Linked DNA regions of Homo sapiens: region 1 is linked to region 2. Evidence: read pairs that join two places in POLR2A ChIA-PET (ENCODE). Cell type or tissue: B cell. All regions are shown on one strand. Links, peaks and the distances in the headings refer to the core of each region. The heading gives the core; the rest is flanking DNA.

Evidence for each region. Peaks named below come from ENCODE experiments on the same cell type or tissue, not always from the same donor. Only the 100,000 strongest peaks of a DNase experiment are listed, where the experiment ranks them.
Region 1: POLR2A ChIA-PET joins it to region 2 with 10 read pairs; 2 of 35 experiments call an interaction of 5 or more read pairs at or near these places.

Annotation. Positions count from the first base shown.
Region 1 is chr4:101,904,899-101,916,122 of GRCh38, reverse strand. The region is part of intron 6 of BANK1 (B cell scaffold protein with ankyrin repeats 1); the gene reads right to left. Among named protein-coding and RNA genes, the nearest start is that of BANK1, 120 kb to the right of the region's middle. In B cell, for the core only: no CTCF peak of the experiment used is centred there; no DNase peak of the experiment used is centred there; H3K27ac peaks cover 3,533 bases.
Region 2 is chr4:101,827,911-101,839,134 of GRCh38, reverse strand. It overlaps BANK1 (B cell scaffold protein with ankyrin repeats 1), which reads right to left. Exons shown (of 17, transcript NM_017935.5): 2 at 8,929-9,327. Among named protein-coding and RNA genes, the nearest start is that of BANK1, 43 kb to the right of the region's middle. In B cell, for the core only: no CTCF peak of the experiment used is centred there; no DNase peak of the experiment used is centred there; H3K4me3 peaks cover 2,989 bases; H3K27ac peaks cover 7,899 bases.

The sequences.
Region 1 (11,224 bases), core at 2,090-10,089, 76 kb before region 2:
AATGCTTTAAGCCAAGAAACTCTCTGGAAGGTAATTTTTCCTGGGTTTTAATCAGACACCAATTAGAGTAGGGAAGGTAGCTGAAAAGTTGAAGAAACAACAATTTTCATTCCTTTCATAATAGTATTTGAAATCTGATGAAATGTTATTATTTCTGTGGATCTGTAAAAACAGAGCATTGCTGTGTTTATGAAACCTTTTGCTCTCTGACAGGAGAACCATTATATAACATGTGAGGTGTTACTCTTCCAATCCTGTCAAAAGATTAGACATATAATTCTATTTGGAATTTTAAGAAACAAAAAAATGCTGCCAAGGTTATCATGCTTCTAAAACCTTGATAATGTAAACAAAATGCACAAAGGAAATAGTCCATCAAAGCCCTATGCTACAGTTTTGTTGTTACCTCTCATATTACATAAAATATCGTAGTGGAAAATTCACAAGTAGATACATACTTTACTATTAAACTCAATATTGAATCTACCTCATTAACTGTTGTAATTGAATTCTTGTTACTAAAATATTCTCTTAAATAAGAGAAAAAATTAGAATTTACATCTACTTGGTATTTCTCTTGTTAATTGTCTCAAGAAACTTCATACAAGATACTCTGTCTTTCAAATGTTTTAGTTGAATAGGTTATGTCCTAATCTGCATAATATTCAAATGAGTCTTAATTTCTTCTTGCTAAATAAACTTCAAAATAATGCCTTTTATTACTTAAATACCAAAATTCTAAAACTTAATATTTATCTTTCATGAGAAGCAATATAGTGTAGCACTTAAGCATTAGGACTTTGGAGCCAGATTGTATGCATTAAACCTATAAAATTTAATTTAATTCTAGTATTTAGTCATAGTGTCATTTGCACAAGCTACTTGAACTTATGCATCTTATTTTTCTCAATATTCAATTGGTGACCATAACATCTACTCAATCGGTTATTAAACCTATGTCCAATGTATTCTTCCATGCAAATAAGTACTGTTGGTCCTCATTATTTGGGAATTCTGTTTGTGCAAATTCATTTACTCACAAAATTTGTTTGTAACACCTTAAGGCACTTTCCCAGTCATTTGCAGACATATGTATAGCAATGAAAAATTTGAGTCACCCAAAGCACACATTCCCAGCTGGGGTCAAACAAGGCAACCATATGCCTTCTTATTTCAGCTCTCAAACTGTAAACAAATGTCCTGTTTGCAGTCCATTTGGTGCCACAACTGTCACAGTTTTTGTGGTTTATTTTGGTGAATTAGCTGTTTAAAATGGCCCCCAAGTACAGTGCTGAAGTGCTGTGTAGTATTTCTAAGCACTTGAAAGCAGTGGCATGCCTTATGGAGAAAATATATGTATTAGATAAATTCATTCAGGCCTGAGTTACAGTGTTGATGGTGAGTTCACTTTGAATCAACAGTGTATATTAAATAAGGTATTTTTAAACAGAAACACACATAAAGCAAGGTTATGTATCAATTGGTTGATCAAAACATTGTGACCAGAAGCTCACAGGAACCTAACCCTATAACTCTCCTAGGAGCAAAGGTTCAGCATTGACTTATTCGATTACTTTATAGAACATAACTACTGCAAATAATGAGAATCAAGTGCATTTTAAAGCAATCTAGAGGCCCCTTTTAATTTTGGAGAGGGAGTTCAAAATTGGTTTCCCATTGCAGCATGGCCAGTTATTTTCTGACTTACGGTGCCTTATTTTCTTTGCTCCTCCATACACTCAGGGAGGCTCTGAGAGAAGCTATGGCCCCTGTGTACTGCTCCTCGGGGTGAGGCCAGAAAAGCTGTGGAGCTGGGGGAGGCAACTGTGACCATTCAAGTCTATGACTTATGAGAGCTTCTCCCGGGCTATCTCTGTGTTCTGGGCCCACTCAGTTAAAATCCAAACTGGGAATGGTTAGAATCCACTTCCACAACCATCTTGCAAGTAGAAAGAAAGAGCAGTTCTAGAGCCTTGATTCTCTGTTGTTTATTCTTATTGTCAGGCATAGACAAACAACAGGAAAAACTTGGGATAAAGATGAATAGTTACTCTGTTGTTCTCAGATAATTTCTTTGAAAGACTGTACATTTGAAAATTTTTGATAGAAATTCTTCATTTTGTTGAATTGTACGCTTAAGATTTGAAAGTTTTGTAAAATTGTAAAAATTGAGTTCTAGAATGTCAATATTCTGTCATCCAAAGCACCTGCATGATGAGTTGACAAGTATGAGAAATAAATGGAGCATGTCATCTCAAACCCAGAAGGGACTCATTGCTTTCTGAATATCCTAGTGGATGGAATTCACCCTAAAATTAGCAGCAGTAATGATAGGAGGAGGAGGAAAAGGAAGAAGAAAATATAGTGGTTAACAAATGGAATTGGAGAGGTGGGGGTTTCAGGTACCTAGTGGCAGATTGAGCAAGAGAAGAGCAACAGAACAAGGATGTGGCAGGTGGCGAAAGATGCTCTGATTTCAGAAAAAGAGTCTTTGAGGACACACTATGAAGTGCCTTCTTATCTAGGGCTGTGGGCTAGGGATCGCCAGAGAGAAGTAGGCAATGAGCAAAACAAGGTTGAAGCAGGGCTTAAGGCCACAGACAAACAGCCTGGGAGCTTGCGGTCCATGTGTGGAGGTAATTCTAGGAAGCAAAGGGAGATGTGAAGTGTTTGTTAGAGGTTTCTAGAATTGACATCAAATAAAATTAAATCTCACAATATTTAAATACGTTTATTTTCCATTTTCTACTAGAAAACCCAGACAATGTTAAGGCAATAAAAAGAGCTGGACAGTTTCCTGTTTATCCAATCCATCCAATCTGTAGCTAAACTCTGGTTAAAATAAGAAGCCTCTAGAAATTTTATTTCTATACAAATGTGTTTGCATTCTTTTCCTCTACATTCATTAAAAAAAATTCCTTTTGAAAATTACCAACTTTGTCTCTGCTGTGTCTTGACAAGACAAGAACCAAGAACCAGGAAAAGATCCAGGAAAAGTTGAACAGTAAAAGTGCACAAACCAGATGGGCTGGGTTGGGATCAGATGGTTGGGCACTCTAGCACAGGGCCATGGCTTACAGGTAGAATGCTACCTATTGGCCTTTATATGGGTTTCACACAGACATTCAAGAAATCAGGGCCACAAAGCAGTAAATCAACATGTCGGCCAAGGAAACTTTACTTCATTAGTAAGGACTATTTCAGCATTTTAAAAGGAATTCCTTTTAGTCTTGAGCACTGGAGTCATTCTTTTAAAATATTAAATGATTTGATAATAAAATGCACAAAGACAAGGAAGTAAATCTAGGAAATCTTTTGGGCAGTAAAAGGAGTGGGGAGAACTTAAGACGCCTTTGGAAGCACTGCCATATGTATTATAGGGACAAAATGAAAATGGAATATGAGAATGATTAGGGAAACCCCTAAGTGCCAACCTGCCCTGCATATTTCAGACCTGCCAATATTTATATTTTATATTTATTTATATATTTATTAATATATATTATGTATATATTTAATAATTTAATCTATATATTCAATACATATTTTATATATATGTTATAGAGATTTATTATAGATAATATGTATTTCTATGAACCTATCTCTATCTATCTTTCAACACACATATACACACACATTTTATTGGTTTCTCTTGAGAACCGTGACCAATACAGTGAGGCAGATGCTGTGGCGGCTTTGGCAAACCATAACTTACAGAAAGAAGGCATAAAAACAAGTTCTACATCTAAGTCTCTTTCCTTTTCAGAATAATGTAATGTGAGTTTTCAAACCTTAAGATTTTTAAAAATAACTATTTGGTAATGGCAGAATCCAGTAAGCAAATGGGTCCTTTTAGAAAGGGGAGGGAGGTGTTTTTAGGGTGGATTAATAATAGAGTGTGGTATACAGTGGTTTCTGAACCTCTCTAGAATTTCAAAGAATTTCAGACGTTTGAGGATCATTACTACATAACAACTGCAAAAGTAAGAGGAAGTTTCCTAAGTCATAACTTATTCAAGACATTAATTAAAAAGCCCATTCTGCCCTACCTCCTCTGTGTGTGTGTGTATGTGTGTGTGTGTTTCTAATTGAGGCCAACCCATGCATATTTTCCTAATTAAAATGAATGGATATTAGAGAGCCTATTTCCTGTTATCAGTTACTAATAGATACTATTTATGTTTCTTTTCCTAACTCTATAATTATAGATGCTTATTACTGTTGACCCTGAAAAACCTACAATTTGTGTGTTGGTCCAGAGAAGACAAACATATGTGCCTTGGTACTTGAGCACAGACAGTTCAGTGCAGCATATTCAGAAGGCACACATGCCAATTTTTCATTCTGCTAATAGCAGATGCCATGAATAAGAAGAACAAAATAAAATGAAAAACAAAACCATGACAATCTAAATTGCTGCCTTAGTCCAACAAACAAGAATCATTTTATTTGGGGAGCTCAAATATTAATAATTTGTATCTATTGATACCAGGGTTTTATTTTAGTCTATGGTTAACCTGGTTACCATTAGCTAAGTAATTAATATAATAAATTTTTACTGAGCACTAGATATTCTTCTAGGGACTGGGAATTAATCTGTGAACCCAATGGGGCTTCTTCCTAAAGGGCAGTATTTACCCATAAGGACAAAATGGCTGATATGTAGGAAATCATATACTAGGAAACAAAAATTACAATGTTTCTAGGATTGCAAAAATAATGAAAAGAGTATCTGAGGTTATTTCAAACTTGTTATAAGTTATTCATTGTAATAGTAATTTATATAATTAGGCAGGAAAACTTGAGAGTCCTTCCTTTAAATTTAAGATAATCTGCCCTGTAAAGTTTCCTCTGACTGTTCTCTTTCTTTTTCACTTCAATGACACCCCGAGCTCATGCTCACTATAGTGTACCGAGGCACAGTCGTCTGGGGACTAGCAAAGTGGCCACTGGAGCTAGGCTGCCTGGATCCAAGTCCCAGCTCTGCCACTTACCATCTGGGCAAAGTATGCAACTTCTCATCTGTAAAGTGGAGATTTAAATGGTACCTACCTCAGGATCATTGTCAGGAAGTAAATAACAACATAAGTAAAGTGCTTAGACCTGTTTGACAGAGTAAGCAAAACGCATGTTAAGTACTATGTGTAGTGCACACACTGTATTCATGGCACTTATTTTTGTAGTTCTGTTTTCTTGTTCCTTGGCTTCTGTGCCCTCTGAGAGTGTGGGCTGTGTCCTGTTTATCCCACACTCTTCTACTTTCCTTCAGTATCTAGAAGAGTACCTACTATGAAGTGGAGTATATTAAACTTTTTGTAAGCATTTCTGAGGGTTTTAAAAAAATGGTATGGGAAAACATATTTTTAGATGAACAGTCACTCTAAGACTACTTCATTCTGCACCCATGGTTTTTTTTTTTTTTTTTTTTCGAGACGGAGTCTAGCTCTGTCGCCCAGGCTGGAGTGCAATGGTGCGATCTCGGCTCACAGCAACCTCTGCCTCCCGGGTTCAAGTGATTCTCCTGCCTCAGCCTCCTGAGTAGCTGGGATTACAGGCATGCACCACCACACCAGGCTAATTTTTCTATTTTTAGTAGAAAATTTAGTAGAGATGGGGTTTCTCCATGTTGGTCAGGCTGGTCTCGAACTCCCGACCTCAGGTGATCAGCCCGCCTCGGCCTCCCAAAGTGCTGGGATTACAGGCATAAGCCATCACACACAGCCTCTGCACCCATGATTTTAATTCAAGGACACAGATGGAATAAAAAATCTATCTTGACTTTAATTTGATATATGTCAATTTTAGTTATGTACATAACAATGATGCCAATCAATTACTGTTCACTCAGTGGTTCTCATTGGTGATTCACAGGAGTAGAATCAGCATCATATAAAAATTTGTGAGAAATGTAAATTCTTGTACCCAACCCAGATCTACTGTATCAGAAATGTGAAGAGAGATGGCAGCAATCTGAATTTTAACATATCCTTCAAGTGACTCTGAAGCCTGCTAAAGTTTGAGAACCATGGCATTAAATAAAAGAAAGAACAGGGGCTTGGTTCTAACAACTAAAAAAAAGTGGATAGACAAGAAAATTGGGGTTAACCTCACAGAGAACTAAATAAAACTGCAAAGTGTACAAAGTAGTGGACTTTCTCTCCATTCTGTTCACAGTTTCTGTAAGAAAACTTCCCTCTTCTGTCATGGTTTACATATTTTAAAATACATTTTCAATAGAGTAAATGGAAAAGACTATAATAGAAGTGAAAATTATGTGTATTATATTTGCCCCATGTCTTTTTACATTTTATGATGGTATGATTGACAAATAAAAATTATATATATTTAGTGTGTACAATGTGATATTTTTATATATGTTGTTGGGAGCAGGCCCCCCAAAATCTGGGCATAAACTGGCCCCAAAACTGGCAATAAACAAAATCTCTGCAGCATTGTAACATGTTCATAATGGCCCTAATGCCCACGCTGGAAGGTTGTAGGTTTACAGGAATGAGGGCAAGGAAAACCTGGCCCACCCAGGGGAGAAAACCGCTTAAAGGCATTTTTTTGTGTGTGTGTGTGTTATACTTTAAGTTCTAGGGTACATGTGCACAACGTGCAGGTTTGTCACATATGTATACATGTGCCATGTTGGTGTGCTGCACCCATTAACTCGACATTTACATTAGGTATATCTCCTAATGCTATCCCTCCTCCCTACCCCCACCCCACGACAGGCCCCGGTGTGTGATGTTCCTCTTCCTGTGTCCAAGTGTTCTCATTGTTCAATTCTCACCTATGAGTGAGAACGTGCAGTGTTTGGTTTTTTGCCCTTGTGATAGTTTGCTGAGAATGATGGTTTCCAGCTTCATCCATGTCCCTACAAAGGACATGAACTCATCCTTTTTTATGGCTGCATAGTATTCCATGGTGTATATTTGCCACATTTTCTTAATCCAGCCTATCATTGATGGACATTTGGGTTGGTTCCAAGTCTTTGCTGCAATAAGCATACGTGTGCATGTGTCTTTCTAGCAGCATGATTTATAATCCTTAGGGTATACACCCAGTAATGGGATGGCTGGGTCAAATAGTATTTCTAGTTCTAGATCCTTGAGGAATCACCACACTGTCTTCCACAATGGTCAAACCAGTTTACAGTCCCACCAACAGTGTAAAAGTGTTCCTGTTTCTCCACATCCTCTCCAGCACCTGTTGTTTCCTGACTTTTTAATGATCACCATTCTAACTGGTGTGAGATGGTATCTTATTGTGGTTTTGATTTGAATTTCTCTGATGGCCAGTGATGATGAGCATTTTCTCATGTGTCTGTTGGCTGCATAAATTTCTTCTTTTGAGAAGTATCTGTTCATATCCTTCGCCCACTTTTTGATGGGGTTGTTTGTTTTTTTCTTGTAAATTTGTTTGAGTTCATTGTAGATTCTGGATATTAACCGTTTGTCAGATGAGTAGATTGCAAAAATTTTCTCCCATTCTGTAGGTTGCCTGTTCACTCTGATGGTAGTTTCTTTTGCTGTGCAGAAGCTCTTTGGTTTAATTAGATACCATTTGTCAATTTTGGCTTTTGTTGCCATTGCTTTTGGTGTTTTAGTCATGAAGTCCTTGCCCATGCCTATGTCCTGAATGGTATTGCTTAGGTTTTCTTCTAGGGTTTTTATGGTTTTACGTCTCACATTTAAGTCTTTAATCCATCTTGATTTAATTTTTGTATAAGGTATAAGGAAGGGATCCAGTTTCAGCTTTCTACATATGGCTGGCCAGTTTTCCCAGCACCATTTATTAAATAGGGAATCCTTTCCCCATTTCTTGTTTTTGTCAGGTTTGTCAAAGATCAGATGGCTGTAGATGTGTGGTCTTATTTCTGAGGGCTCTGTTCCGTTCCATTGGTCTATATCTCTGTTTTGGTACCAGTACCATGCTGTTTTGGTTACTGTAGCCTTGTAGGACAGTTTGAAGTCAGGTAGTGTGATGCCTCCGGCTTTGTTCATTTGGTTTAGGATTGACTTGGCAATGCGGGCTCTTTTTTGGTTCCATATGACCTTTAAAGTAGTTTTTTCCAATTCTGTGAAGAAAGTCATTGGTAGCTTGATGGGGATGGCATTGAATCTATAAATTACCTTGGGCAGTATGGCTATTTTCACGATACTGATTCTTCCTACCCATGAGCATGGAATGTTCTTCCCTTTGTTTGTGTCCTCTTTTATTTCATTGAGCAGTGGTTTGTAGTTCTCCTTGAAGAGGTCCTTCACATCCCTTGTAAGTTGGATTCCTAGGTATTTTATTCTCTTTGAAGTAACTGTGAATGGGAGTTCACTCATGATTTTGCTCTCTGTTTGTCTGTTATTGGTGTATAAGAATGCTTGTGATTTTTGCACATTGATTTTGTATCCTGAGACTTTGCTGAAGTTGCTTATCAGCTTAAGGAGATTTGGGGCTGAGATGATGGGGTTTTCTAAATATACAATCATGTCATCTGCAAACAGGGACAATTTGACTTCCTCTTTTCCTAATTGAATACCCTTTATTTCTTTCTCCTGCCTGATTGCCCTGGCCAGAACTTCCAACACTATGTTGAATAGGAGTGGTGAGAGAGGGCATCCCTGTCTTTTGCCAGTTTTCAAAGGGAATGCTTCCAGTTTTTCCCCATTCAGTATGATATTGGCTGTGGGTCTGTCATAAATAGCTCTTATTATTTTGAGATATGTTCCATTAATACCTAATTTATTGAGAGTTTTCAGCATGAAGTGCTGTTGAATTTTGTCAAAGGCCTTTTCTGCATCTATTGAGATAACCATGTGGTTTTTGTCTTTGGTTCTGTTTATATGCTGGATTACATTTATTGACTTGCATATGTTGAACCAGCCTTGCATCCCAGGGATGAAGCCCACTTGATCATGGTGGATAAGCTTTTTGATAAAGGCATTCTTAAGCCACAAACAATAGCATGAGTGATCTGTGCCTTAAGGACATGTTCCTGCTGCAGTTAACTAGCCCAACCTATTCCTTTAATTCAGCCCATCCCTTCGTTTCCCATAAGGGATACTTTTAATTTAATATCTATGGAAACAATGCTAATGACTGGTTTGTTGTTAATAAATATGTGGGTAAATCTCTGTTCGGGGCTCTCAGCTCTGAAGGCTGTGAGACCCCTGATTTCCCACTTCACACCTGTATATTTCTGTGGGTGCATCTTTAATTCCTCTAGTGCCACTGGGTTAGGGTCTCCCCAACTGAGGTGGTCTTGGCAAGTGGCGTCCATTGTGGGGGCTCGAATCCAAGTTGATGGGTCTCAGAGCAACAGTTGGAACAGAAAACTAGCTGGAAGACACCCTAGTACTCTTAAAGCAATCCCCGTGGTGAGTAAGAAGGGGAGCTCAGAAGCATCAGGGTAACAATGGTACAGGTGTGGGGTCTGGTTCGTTTCACTTTGGAACTTTTTCACACTGATGATGAGGAGGAATGAGAGTATAGCAAAGTAACAGAAGAGGTTACACAGCATGTTTATTTACCAGCTAAAGCTAAAGCGGCAAAGGAAGGGAAAGGTTCATCCCTACCCTTCTGCACCCCCTCCTTATTATTTGAAGAAAAAGACCCTCCAGATCTTTATTTTCCAGAGGACACTGGGCAAAAAGTGGTTGCCCCAGTGACTGAGCAGCGCCTTGAACGACCACTCTTAGTTCTATTCAGGCAGGAATTCAGCAAGCTAGATGAGAGGGTGATTTAGAGGCTTGGCAGTTCCCTTTTAGAATATACCCCCCGATCAACAGGGAAATATTATAGCTACATTTGAGCCTTTTCCTTTTAAATTACTCAAATAATTTCCACAAGCTATAAATCAGTATGGACCAGGTTCTCCTTTTGTAATGGGACTGTTAAAGAATGTTGCTGTTTCCAGTTGGATGATTCCTACTGACTGGGACACTCTTACACGAGCTTGTCTTACTCCTGCTCTGTTCTTACAATTTAAAACTTGATGGGCAGATAAAACTTCCATTCAGGCTGCTCGCAATGCCCAGGCCCAACCTCAAATTAATATAACTGCAGACCAACTTTTGGGGGTTGGCACCTGGGCTGGTTTAGATGCACAATTGGTCATGCAGGATGATGCCATAGAACAGCTTAGCAGAGTGTGCATTAGAGCTTGGGAAAAAATCACTTCAAGTGGGGAACAATACCCTTCCTTTAGTGCTATAAAACAGGGACCAAGAGAACCATACGTTGATTTTATAGTTTGGTTACAGGAATCTCTTAAAAAGATGACTGCAGATTCGGCTGCTCAGGATATAGTGCTGCAGTTATGAGCTTTTGACAATGCTAATACTGTTTGCCAGGCTGCTCTGTGACCTCTCAGAGGGAAAGCACATTTAGTTGATTATATCAAGGCCTGTGATGGTATCGGAGGCAATTTGCATAAAGCTACTCTGCTAGCACAGGCAATGGCAGGACTGAGGGTGGATAAAGGAAATACCCCATTTCCTGGGGCTTGTTTTAACTGTGGGAAGCATGGTCATACTAAAAAAGAATGTAGAAAAAATCAGCGAGTCAGGCCGCCAGATAGGGAAAAAAGAAAACTGCTGATCCTGAAATATGTCCACAATGTAAAAAAGGAAAACATTGGGCTAATCAGTGTCACTCTAAGTTTGATAAAGATGGGAACCCGATTTCGGGAAACACCGTGAGGGGGCCGTCCCATTCTAAACGGGGGCATTTCCAGCTCAGGCCATTCCCTCGCTCCCGTGCAATGTCTGTCCCCCACCACAGCTGGTAGTGCCACAGTAGATTTATGCTGCACAAAAGCTGTGAGCCTTCTGCCTGGGGAACCCCCGCAAAAGGTCCCAACAGGAGTCTGTGGACCCTTGCCAGCAGGGACAACAGGATTACTTTTAGGAAAGTCTAGTTTAGGTTTAAAAGGGGTACAAATACATACAGGAGTCATTGATTCAGATTATAATGGAGAAATTCAAATTGTTGTATCTACTTCTGTTCCCTGGAAAGCAGAGCCAGGAGAACACATAGCACAGTTCCTGATTGTGCCATTTGTGGAAATGGGAAAAAGTGAAATTAAACGAACAGGAGGATTTGGAAGCACAAATAAACAAGGCAAAGCAGCTTATTGGGTAAATCAAATTACTGATAAATGTCCTACCTGTGAAATAACTATTCAGGGAAAGAAATTTAAAGGTTTGGTAGATACAGGAGTGGA
Region 2 (11,224 bases), core at 1,432-9,431:
TAAATGAATGTAAGTGAATTCTCATTTGGTGATATCATAAAATGTCTGACTTTTAAAATCTTTATTTTTTAATTTAGTTTAAACTACCTATTGTGTTTCTCAGTCAAGAATAAAGTTAAAATATATAAGTTTCTCACTCTATTCCTGTGTGAAATATAAAAATATGGCAAAACAGTGTCAGATACATCATCTTGAATCAAGCTGTTAACTAATCTCACATGATCCTATACCTTAACTTCCAGCATAAATACGTGTGAACAAGAAAATGTTACTGATGTTAAGAAAATAAAGTTTAAAGTGTCTGTCTTGAAAAATAATTACTGAGGTTACCAAGTGGCTGGTCACCAGCTAAGGGAGAGCATGTTCAAGTCAAACACAGCTCAAAGGTATGATCTCCCTCCAATGGCTCAATCATCACATAAGGGTAGATTTCTTTGGACCTTGGATTACAGGTAGACTTCAGGATACCAACTGTCTTGGCATAGATTTCAGAACTAGATATTTTATAATAAGAGACAGTAAAATTTTGTTTTTTCCTGGGCTCTGTACATAGTTTCTGCCCTTTAACACTAGAGTTAATTTTCAGAAAAGCCTTGGAATCATGCTGTTTATGCAGCAGATGATCATTTCCCATGTGGAATTGAAATGTTAAAAAAAAATCAGCTTTTAGCAAAAATAAAGAGGAAATCATCTAAAGAAAGGTAAGATTTTTGGAAAGCAAAGAATAATATAAGCTAACTTCTAAGTTGTTAATAACACAATGATCCTGAGTAATAAAACAGTGTACCTTAGTTTTTGATTCAAAAAAGGAGGCAGTAGAACTCAGAAATAGGGTGTATACATTCATAATAAGAATATGTTTAAAAGCTACCCAGAGGCTGGGCATGATGGTTCATGCCTGTAATCCCACCACTTTGGAAGGCCGAGGTGGGTGGATCACTTGAAGCCAGGAGTTCAAAACCAGTCTGTGCAACATGGTGAAACCCCGTGTCTACTAAAAATCCAAAAGAATTAGCCGGGCGTAGCACACACCTGTAATCCCAGCTACTCAGGAGGCTGAGGCACAAGAATCATTTGAACTCTGGAGGTGGAGGTTGCAGTGAGCCCAGGTCCCACCACTGCACTCCAGCCTGGGTGACAGAGCAAGACCCTGTCTCAAAAAAGAAGAGAAAGAGAAGAGAGAGGGGAGGGAGAGGGAGAGAGAAGAGGGAAAGGGGGAGAGAGAAGGGGGAGAGGGAGAGGGAGAGGGAGAGGAGAAAAGCTATCCAGAGTCGTATACAGAATGCTTTTACAAACACAGCTAAAAATATCCTGATCAAATGTCTTTATCTTATTTTATTAGCAATAAATAAATCATAATTACAGTCTGCTGCCTAGGACTAATAAATGTTTACTAACCATTTTGTTGTTTGAGTTTCATTCTTCAATATACATGAGAATGACCAAACATGATATTTTAAAAAACAAAATGAAAGAATTAAAAATAGAATTTAAAAAGATAAATTGATTAATATATAAAAAGCTTCTTTAAAGAGAAATTGAATATGTACCATACATTGAGGGAAAAATCCTTGAAACCTTAGTCCTTACAGTCTCAGAAATAATTTGAGTGACATTATTAAATCATGCAAGCCAGAGAAACTCTTTGGGACAAAATAAAACCCTTGTGTAAAGTATCAGATACCTGAACTCAATTTATAATTCAGACTTTTTGAGTAATATTCTTTTCAAACAATCCATCACTTTAATTGGAATTCTGAAGTTATAATGAACTATTAGTTTCTTAGAGAAAGAAAAAAAGTCAGTATTCAATCCCTGAATCTTAAAGTTGGCAGCTAACAATTTTTCAAACCTTAATAAATTCTAGAAGCACAAAAACAGTTGTACCGGTCTTAGTCCTAAATATACTAAATTATCATTACACATTTACTGATAGAATTGATTATTGTCTAAATTTGTGAACAATCAAAGTAAGTGTTTTAAATCCTGCTAATTTAAAAAAAATTGTACATAATATTTGATTATGAGAGGCCTTGCCTGCTACTTTAAGGTATTTTGACTTTATTCCATAGGTGACGTAGAGCCCCATAATTTAGTATGTGTTTTAGAAAAATTGGGAGGAAAAAGGCCACCAGCTGGGAGGTTCTAGTAGTAGACTGTGAAATGGAAGATGAAGATCTAGGCCAATGGATGAGAAATGGGCACGGAGATACAGTTCTAAGCCACAGAAATTAATTGAATGTAGAAGATGGGGAAAGCTCTGGGATAGTGCCGAGCCGATGGCTTTGGATTAGTTTATTGTGAAATAATAATTCACCCTTTCTTTTAACCTCTTGATTTTAATACTGTTGAAGAGTACAGAGCAATTATTTTGTAGAATCTTCCTTGATTCCACAAAAATCTCCCAGTTTGATTTGTCTGATATTTCCTCATGATTAGATTGAGGTTATGTATTCTTGACAAGAATCCCACAGTAAACCTTTCATCAAGAGGTTTCAATAAAGAGAAAAACCAAACTGTACCAGAAACATTTATAAATCTGTACTTAAAAACACAATTTGTCCTTTCTAGGTTTGTGGGGTTTTTTTGAGGTTGAGAATGCTGAAATATTTTTAAAATGAAATTTTTTTGTTTTTGTTTCTGTTTGTTTTGTTTGAGACAGAGTCTCGCTCTGTCGCCCAGGTTGGAGTGCAGTGGCACCATCTGGGCTCACGGCAGCCTCTGCCTCCCAGGTTTAAGTGATTCACCTACCTCAGCCTCCTGAGTAACTGGGATTACAGGTGTGCACCACCATGCCCAGCTAATTTTTGTATTTTCAGTAGAGACTGGGTTTCACCATGTTGGCCAGCCTGGTCTCGACTCCTGACCTCAAGTGATCTGCCTGCCTCAGCCTCCCAAAGTGCTTGGATTACAGGCGTGAGCCACCGCGCCAGGCATAAAAGAAAGTTAACAACATTCCATTTGTAAAACAGCAATAAGGAGAAGAAAAGAAATGGTTAAAAAAATAGTTACGGAGAATATAGAATGTAACGAGAGTCATAAGTATGCAATAATCAAAATTAATAGAATTAGATGAGGAAAATATTTTTCAAGCAGAAACGATATGACATGAATTTATTAATAAAGCAACTTGTCAACTGACTTTGAAGGATGGTTGAGATTTCAACTGAAAATATGTGGAAGGATACTCCAGATGAAGAGAAAAGTGAAAAAACAATGGAGTGAACGCAAAAATGGAAAGGCTGTGTTTGTTCAATGGTGAATGATACAATTACCCTAGTATACAGTATGTCTACACTAATGCTGGTGACAGAAATGGCCTGGACACCCATGCTGGAGCCATACCTTCAAAGAGCTGAAAGACCATGCAAAAAGGAAGGACTTCATTTGAAAGGCTACAACATCTCACTGACTAGTTCTAGGAAGGTCCAGTGAGTCAGAGTTCTTAAGCAATACACAGCACAGACAGAAAGAAAGGAAAACAATGCTTCTGCATAGTTTGTTTCTGTTCTGTTGTTTGTTTTGTTTTGCCTTTCCAATAATTCTACTGTTACATTACTATTCATTTTGTCCTTCTTTTAAAAAGTGTAAAATAAAGCTAAAAATTTGAAATCCTTGGTTTGGTAACAGAAAAACAAAATGGAAATGTTAAGGTTCTTCAAGAAAGAGAAGTTTTTCCTGTTAATGGACAATGAAGAAAATATGAGAAAATAAGCCATGGAGAGAGCTGTTGGTAAAGGGTAGCTCAGGGGTTGCAAGCAAACCAGCATGCCTGGTCCAGAAGTGACGGGGGCAGAGTTGAGAACAAAGAACAAGGGAGGACAGAGGCCTTGGAGAGGTGCCAGGATCCTGAAAACCAGAAGGATTCAAGTACATGTTGGTGATATTCAGAAACGGCAGTTGATTTTATAACAATTTCAGATCAGCTTATTTATATCACATATAAACAATGCTGTATGAAGCCTATAAATGTGGAAAGACTAGAAAAGCAAGTTAGGTAAAACACCAAAACTAACAAATAGAAGACAGAAAAAGGAAGGAATGTCATACAAACGATTATAAAACACACAGAAAAGAGTAAATACAGCTGGATTTGTGTTACTCCCAATTTGGGAATTAAGAAGACAGGAAATTTGGTTTTCTTAATTCCTTTAAAGGAAATAAAATACTAGGAGAAAATATAAATTACTGTGTCTTTTAAAAAAATTTTAATGTTAAAAACTTTTCTCTGGAGCCTTGATTAATTATAAAATAGCTTTCTCTTTCTTAAAATTTCCTCTGATTTTTCTTTGTGTTATATTAATATATTAGAACATTTAATTATTTCCATGACTTTCCTGGCATTGTTATCATTCTCTTTTTCATAGCCTGTTTCTGAATAATAAGTTTCCCTTATTCTTTGTATAATTTCTTTATGGAATGAGGAAAAATAGAAAAGGGACAGTAAAATCTGAATTCCACATTCTTTGTCCTATTTCACCCATTTTTTTTTGTACTGATCTCAATTTAAATACAAGACTTTATGTCTTCAACATGATTGGCAACATAAACATAAAATAATTTAGCAGAGCACTTAAGCAAATTTATCACTGCATAGACTACAGCAAATAGAACCAATTTCTTCAAAGGACACAACCCACATATAAAAGTTATTTTATGCAGTTTGGAGATTGCTACCATTTGTAGACTTGGAAATACAACTATATGCTTCTGGTTGCATTCTTGTACCTCAGACAAAAATGCACTATATTTGAACACCCTTTTCCAAATAAGATGGTTATATTTTCCAATTGGCACATCTAAGTTACTCTAAGAAATCAGAGTCCAAAATCAATGTGGGCAGATGAGAGATAATAGTGTCTCCAAAATAGTGCTGTGTTGTCTATAAGGTGTGAGTTTTTCCTCTTACCGAGCATGAATAGAAATATAATTTGAAGACATAGCAGAATACCACTTTCATATCCACCTAAAAATACTCATCATAAAACAAAACAACTGAAACAACAAAAAGGTATATATCAAATATTTTTACATAATAGTGACATTATAGCTCAAGTGGCCAAAACAACATGAGTTCTTTGAATAAATAGAAATTATGGGTGTGGAGAGCCATCTAAAATTTTACTAACAATCTTCAGGGAGAAGAGTAGCATAAACTTACTTGTGCTTTACTGTGATTTAAAAAAATAATTTTCCTATTGTAACACTTTTTTCTTTTCAGTCAAAAAAGTTTAATATACTTGAGGAATACTAAAAAGAGAGAGAGAAAAAGAGATCATAAGAAACTTGAAAACTTCCAGTTTGAACATTATGGTGTACTGTGAATATTTCCCCTTTTTATTCTTGGAAATCATCCCAACACATAGACAATGAGGAAATATTATGCAAATGTCCTACTTAGAGGAAATAGGAAACAGTGAAATCCTAGACCCAAATTCAATGAACTGTTTCCTAAAACAGTGATGATACAGCATGAGGGTGTACAGGAGGAAACAGAGAAAAGACACTTTGAAGAAACAGTCCAGAAGCTGCAGATTTTAAAAAAGAGCCGGCAAACTTACTTCCTATAAGGCTAAGGGTACCTTGTAGATATGAGGCAACAATTTGAGGGAGAAGCATCTATGGAAGCAGTTTGGTTCTAAAAAGCAGACAAAGTGAGGCTAAATTAAGAGCTATACAGAAAAATCATATTACAGAAAGCAGTCTACATCTGTGGAAGCAGAGAAGTACAGTCTTTTATTGTAAAATAACAACAACAATAACAAAACAGAACAAACAACAAAACCCACTCTGTCTATCTCCATTGGCTGGACCAAAAAAAACTCACTTTTCTCAGTGACACATAAGAAAACTTGAGGCCAGGTGCAGTGGCTCACGCCTGTAGTCCCCGCACTTTGGGCGGTTGAGGTGGGTGGGTCACCTGAGGTCGGGAGTTCAAGACCAGCCAGACCAACATGGAGAAACCGAATCTCTACTAAAAATACAAAATTAGCCGGGTATGGTGGCACACACCTGTAATCCCAGCTACTCAGGAGGCTGAGGCAGGAGAATTGCTTGAACCTGGGAGGTGGAGGTTGCAGTGAGCTGAGATTGTGCCATTGCACTCCAGCCTGGGCAACAAGAGCAAAACTCCGTCTCAAAAAAAAAAGAAAGAAACCTGAACAAGCATAGAATCTATATAAAGATACTAAAAGAGAAAAAGTGAGAAAGGGAAGGAGAGAGGGAGGGAAGGAAGGGAGGAAGGGAGGGAAAAAGAAAGCAAAGAAGGAAGGGAGGGAGGGAGGAAAAGAGGAAAGGAGAAAACCAATGGAGATGGGGAGCAAAAACTAAACACGTTACCATAAACAAAGTTGAAAATTGTAACCAAACATTTCACCGTGAATTTTTAAAATGTAATGAATAGAAATCACCTTTTGAAAGCAATTATATAGTGCAGATATGCAAGAAGTTAGAGAGAGGTGAGTGAATTAAGAACAAGAGATGAATTTTAAGTTATAAGTGCTCAACCAAAAGGTACAATGAGAAAAAGTAAAAGTACTATGAAAACGAAAGAGATTGGAAGTAATACAGAGAAAGAGAAACTCATGAAAGTATAAAATGGTAGCAAAAGTTAAAGTGAAAATGCAAACTAAGTTAATTAGATATTAATAGACTCAAAGGGATTAGAGAGAAATTGTAGAGTGCAGTGCAGACTAAAGAAATCCAAAATACATAAAAAAGGAGTCCCTGAAAAATAAACCGTAAACTTAGATATAAGTTAAGAAATTCTTCATGAAATAAAAGAAGACTTGACTCTACATTTTGGGAAAAAGATACAAACAAAAATAAGAAAGCATGTCCCTGGGAAAAATAATCCAGAATAGTCAGCACTAAAATATTCTAGTAAAGTCACTAAACTTCAACTATAAATGAAGAATCCTTTAGTCAGCTAGGCAAATAAAAATTCTGTAAATTCTGCAGTGCTAGAGACAGAAGAGCAAGAGCAATACTGTCCTCAGACAAACTCTACCTTCAGTGTAAGACAAGAGACAAACTCTTAAACATTCAGCAATTCAGAAACATTGCTTCCAAGGCACCTTCCTCAGGAATGATTAGAAGTGACCTTCAGCCAACCAAGGGATTATTAAAATCACAATAACAAAGGAAACTGTCAACAATGTAAGCCCTGTTAGCAGATCTTCACTTAGTGGAGGCTTCAGAGGATCTTAGCTCTGGACAGCTTGACTGCATCCTCATGACAAATCCTGCTCCAGAACCTCCCAGCTAAACCCCTCTAGATTCCTGAATCATAGAAACTGATATAACCATTATGTATAAGTTGCTAAAATTTAGAGAAACTTGTTATGCAACAATAGACAACTAAGACAATGCTTTAATCACACCTGTAATCCCAACACTTTAGGAGGCCAAGGTGGGCTGATCACTTGAGGTTAGGAGTTTGAGACCAGCCTGGCCAACATGGTAAAACCTCATCTCCTCTAAAAATACAAAAATTAGCCAGGCATGGTGGTGCGTGTCTGTAATATCAGCTACTCAGGAGGCTGAGGCACGAGAATTGCTTTAGCCTGGGAGGCAGAGGTTGCCATGAACCAAGTTCATGCCACTGCACTCCACCCTGGATGACAGAGCGAGACTCTGTCTCAAAACAAAACAAAACAAACAAAAAAACCATTGAATTTGAAGAGGTTACAATACTGGAAAATAAGAAGGAATTTTGGTAAGAAGAAAGTTGTTTTCCACCAGGGAAGAAGTATAGTGAGAAAAGCTTCCAGCGAACCATTTGGGGTTGATATAGGTTCCCTGGATTTACAGAACTCCAACACTTATGCTGGATCCAGGTTTGGAAATTACTAAAGGCAAGAGACTGTGGCTGTACTGCTGCTCTGAGGGCAGGATGGTGATAGCTACTCTGGGAATGGCTTGTATGCCCAGAGTTTGTCCGGAAAAAGATAAATGAAGATAAAGGAAGGTTTATCTTCAGATAGATGTGGACAAGGTAGGAGAAACACCCAGCCAGGAGGTATCTCAGTGCCATTTTCATCATGAGAGACACATGAAGGAGCCATAGAACTCAACAGTAAGAATCTATATGCATTAGACAACCACAGCTATGATCTTAGAGAAGAGGGACTATTTGACTTATTAAGAAACTGCAAGAGAGACATTCCCAGCGAATAAGGAATTTCCCAAAACTCAGAAATTTGCTCCAAAAAAAATAGCCAACTTTTAATCTGGTGTGGCCAAGATAAAATGATAGCTTCACTCCTTCCCTTTAAGCCATGAAACCATAGTTAGAAGACTGGGAGTTGAGAGCAAAGGGCAGACTAAGGAAACCAGGGAAGCAGCTGACCACAGCACCCCTTTCACACCTAGCAGAATAAAACTGTGGAAGGGAGAAGCTTTAACATTGTAAGCTGCAGCATTTTTATTATTACATGGAAATGTAATTAATTAATTAATGGGACCTGGTATTTTCTTTTATCTAAAGGTTACATGCTTAAAATTTTAAAAGCTCTGTAATTGTAACCCAGACCTTCAAACCTTGAACTGCTACTGACTGGTAACACCACTAGAGTATATTAACTCATGCCTCACCAGTTACATAAGAAACCAGCTTCCAGAACCAAACTGTCATATGACTTGAGCATACCATACTTGTTCTGCCATGATCTCATCCAGGCTGCCCTAAAGAATATATTTATAAGCCATGTTTAGAACAAGGAATAAGCCTTGATTGGAATAGAGCTAAAAATTAAGAAACTTAATGTATTTTGTGGACAGTACAACATACTGTTGAATAAAATCAGCTCTCATTTTTCTTATTCCTATCCTGACACCAGTTATTGGTTCTAAAACAACTTGCAATTCTTTAATTACAAAAAAAAAAAAACAAATAAAAATAAAACAAACAAGGTTTGGCAACACTACCTTTGAATATGATACTCTGGATTACAGAGATGTAGTCTTCAGGTTCCTGTTCAGTTGAGATCTCCCATCTGCTTTGAGAGATATTTAGTAATTCATAGAGCTGATCTGAACTCTTCACTCCACAAAGCAAAGTAACTACACTTTTTGGTGAATGAAGTATCTTTTCCAGAAACTGACATTTCTTTGGAGTTAGGTCTCTAAGCAGGCTATTTGATAATATCAAAAGTTTACATTTGTAAGACGTTAAGTTCAGCAACTCCAAATGCCGAAAAGAGAAATTCTCCAAGCGATATAACAGGATGGCTTCCCTTTTCACAACATGTAAAAATACTTCTGTCAAGTACAGAGCCCATTCCTCAGCATCTTCTTCATATATCATTATTATATCTTTTGTATTTCCTGGAAAAAGAAAAAATATTTTCTTATATTTGCAATGCTATCAGCAGGTTAAATTATTATTTCTCAAAAATTTTAATATGCTCACTAGGCAATATATTAATTTGCTTATACCAGAGAAAAACTCTATGAAAGTCCTTCATAGTATAAAAAATCATAGATTAAATAAAACTAGAATTCAAAGACAAGTTGATTTAAATTTTAAAAAGAATGATATGAAAGAGTATAATAAATAAGGAAACGAGCCAAAACAATACCATTACCCAGATAATAAATAAATTAGAAAAAGAAATAAGTAGATTAGACATAGATAATGTTATAGATAATATTTTAATTTCTGGCCCAAAAGAAAAGCTTGATATTTTCATAGTAAATCAAAAAAAAACAAAGGAGGAGAAACAGAACAAGGCTAACACAATTGTTGAAAATACGATATATTTAGTTGAGAGTCAAAAACAGAAAAGATTCAGTATAAGGATGATCCAAAAGCCTGACGTAGAAGAGAATAATATACACATTAAAACACTGTAAAACATGTAATTTTTAATAATTTTTAAAATCCTTGAAATAAGAAAGATAAAGGAACCAGCTCTATGGATCAATGTGAAACAATCAGGCTCCAGCTAAAACTGTTAAAGAAAACAGATCTTGCCCGGCGCGGTGGCTCACACCTGTAATCCCAGCACTTTGGGAGGCTGAGGCGGGCTGATCACGAGGTCAGGAGATCGAGACCATTCTAGCTAACACAGTGAAACCCCATCTCTACTAAAAATACAAAAAATTAGCTGGGTGTGGTGGTGGGTGCCTGTAGTCCCAGGCACTTGGGAGGCTGAGTCAGGAGAATGGCTTGAACCCAGGAGGCGGAGTTTGCAGTGAGCGGAGATTATGCCACTGCACTCCAGCCTGGGCAACAGAGTGAGACTCTGTCTCAAAAAAAAAAGAAGAGAAAACAGATCTTGATTAAATTGTCCTTAACTTAATGATAATTATAAAATTTCTTCACATATCCAGGAAAGAAAACAAAGTCACCACAATAAGAGAAATGTGAGGTTGGTCTTGATTTCTTTAGAGCATTTTCAAGGCCAGATGAATTATAAGAAAATTTTTACAAAACTAATTTTCACAGTATATTCATACTATAAAATATTGCATAACAATGAAAAAGAATGTAACAATGCTACATGCAACATGGATGAATCGAAAGACATAATATTGAGTGAAAGAAGAAAGAGTATATATTGCATAATTGTATTTATGTAAAGTTCCAAAGCAGAAAACTTGATTCACAGTGATACAGATCTGAATATTTTAGGGTAGAATTAACAAAATAGGTATGAGAGAGCCTGCTGGAGTTCTGGATATGGTCTATATCTTGATCTAGGTGGTAGATATATATGGAGATATATATATATATATATATATATATAAATTCACTCATCTACATATCTTAGATTGTGTTTGTAAGTTATACTGCAATACACCTGCAAAAGCTATATGACTTGGGGAGGGAAAGACATAGGAAATAAATAAAGCATTTGTAACATTATCACATGTATTTGAAAATTAGAGAAAATATGCTAATAATGGAGGTTGGACAGGTCTAATAGGGCATTTACAAAAAGAATTAAAGATAGGTACATTTCAATATTTTGCATAAAAAACAAAAATGAAGTAAATATTAATTCTGGAAAAAAGCCCCAAAATTTATGAAAGAAAGCAGGATAATTATAGACTATTTGGAACAATAGTGTGCATGTGTTTATAGTTATAATAATATAAAAATTGATTAATTAATGACAAGTTGAGATTTAAATATCCTGGAGAATAAGAGAAGAGTCAGACTAACAAAAGTATACAAATACTTATCTTATGTTTTATAGGAAGACAATAGATAATAGCT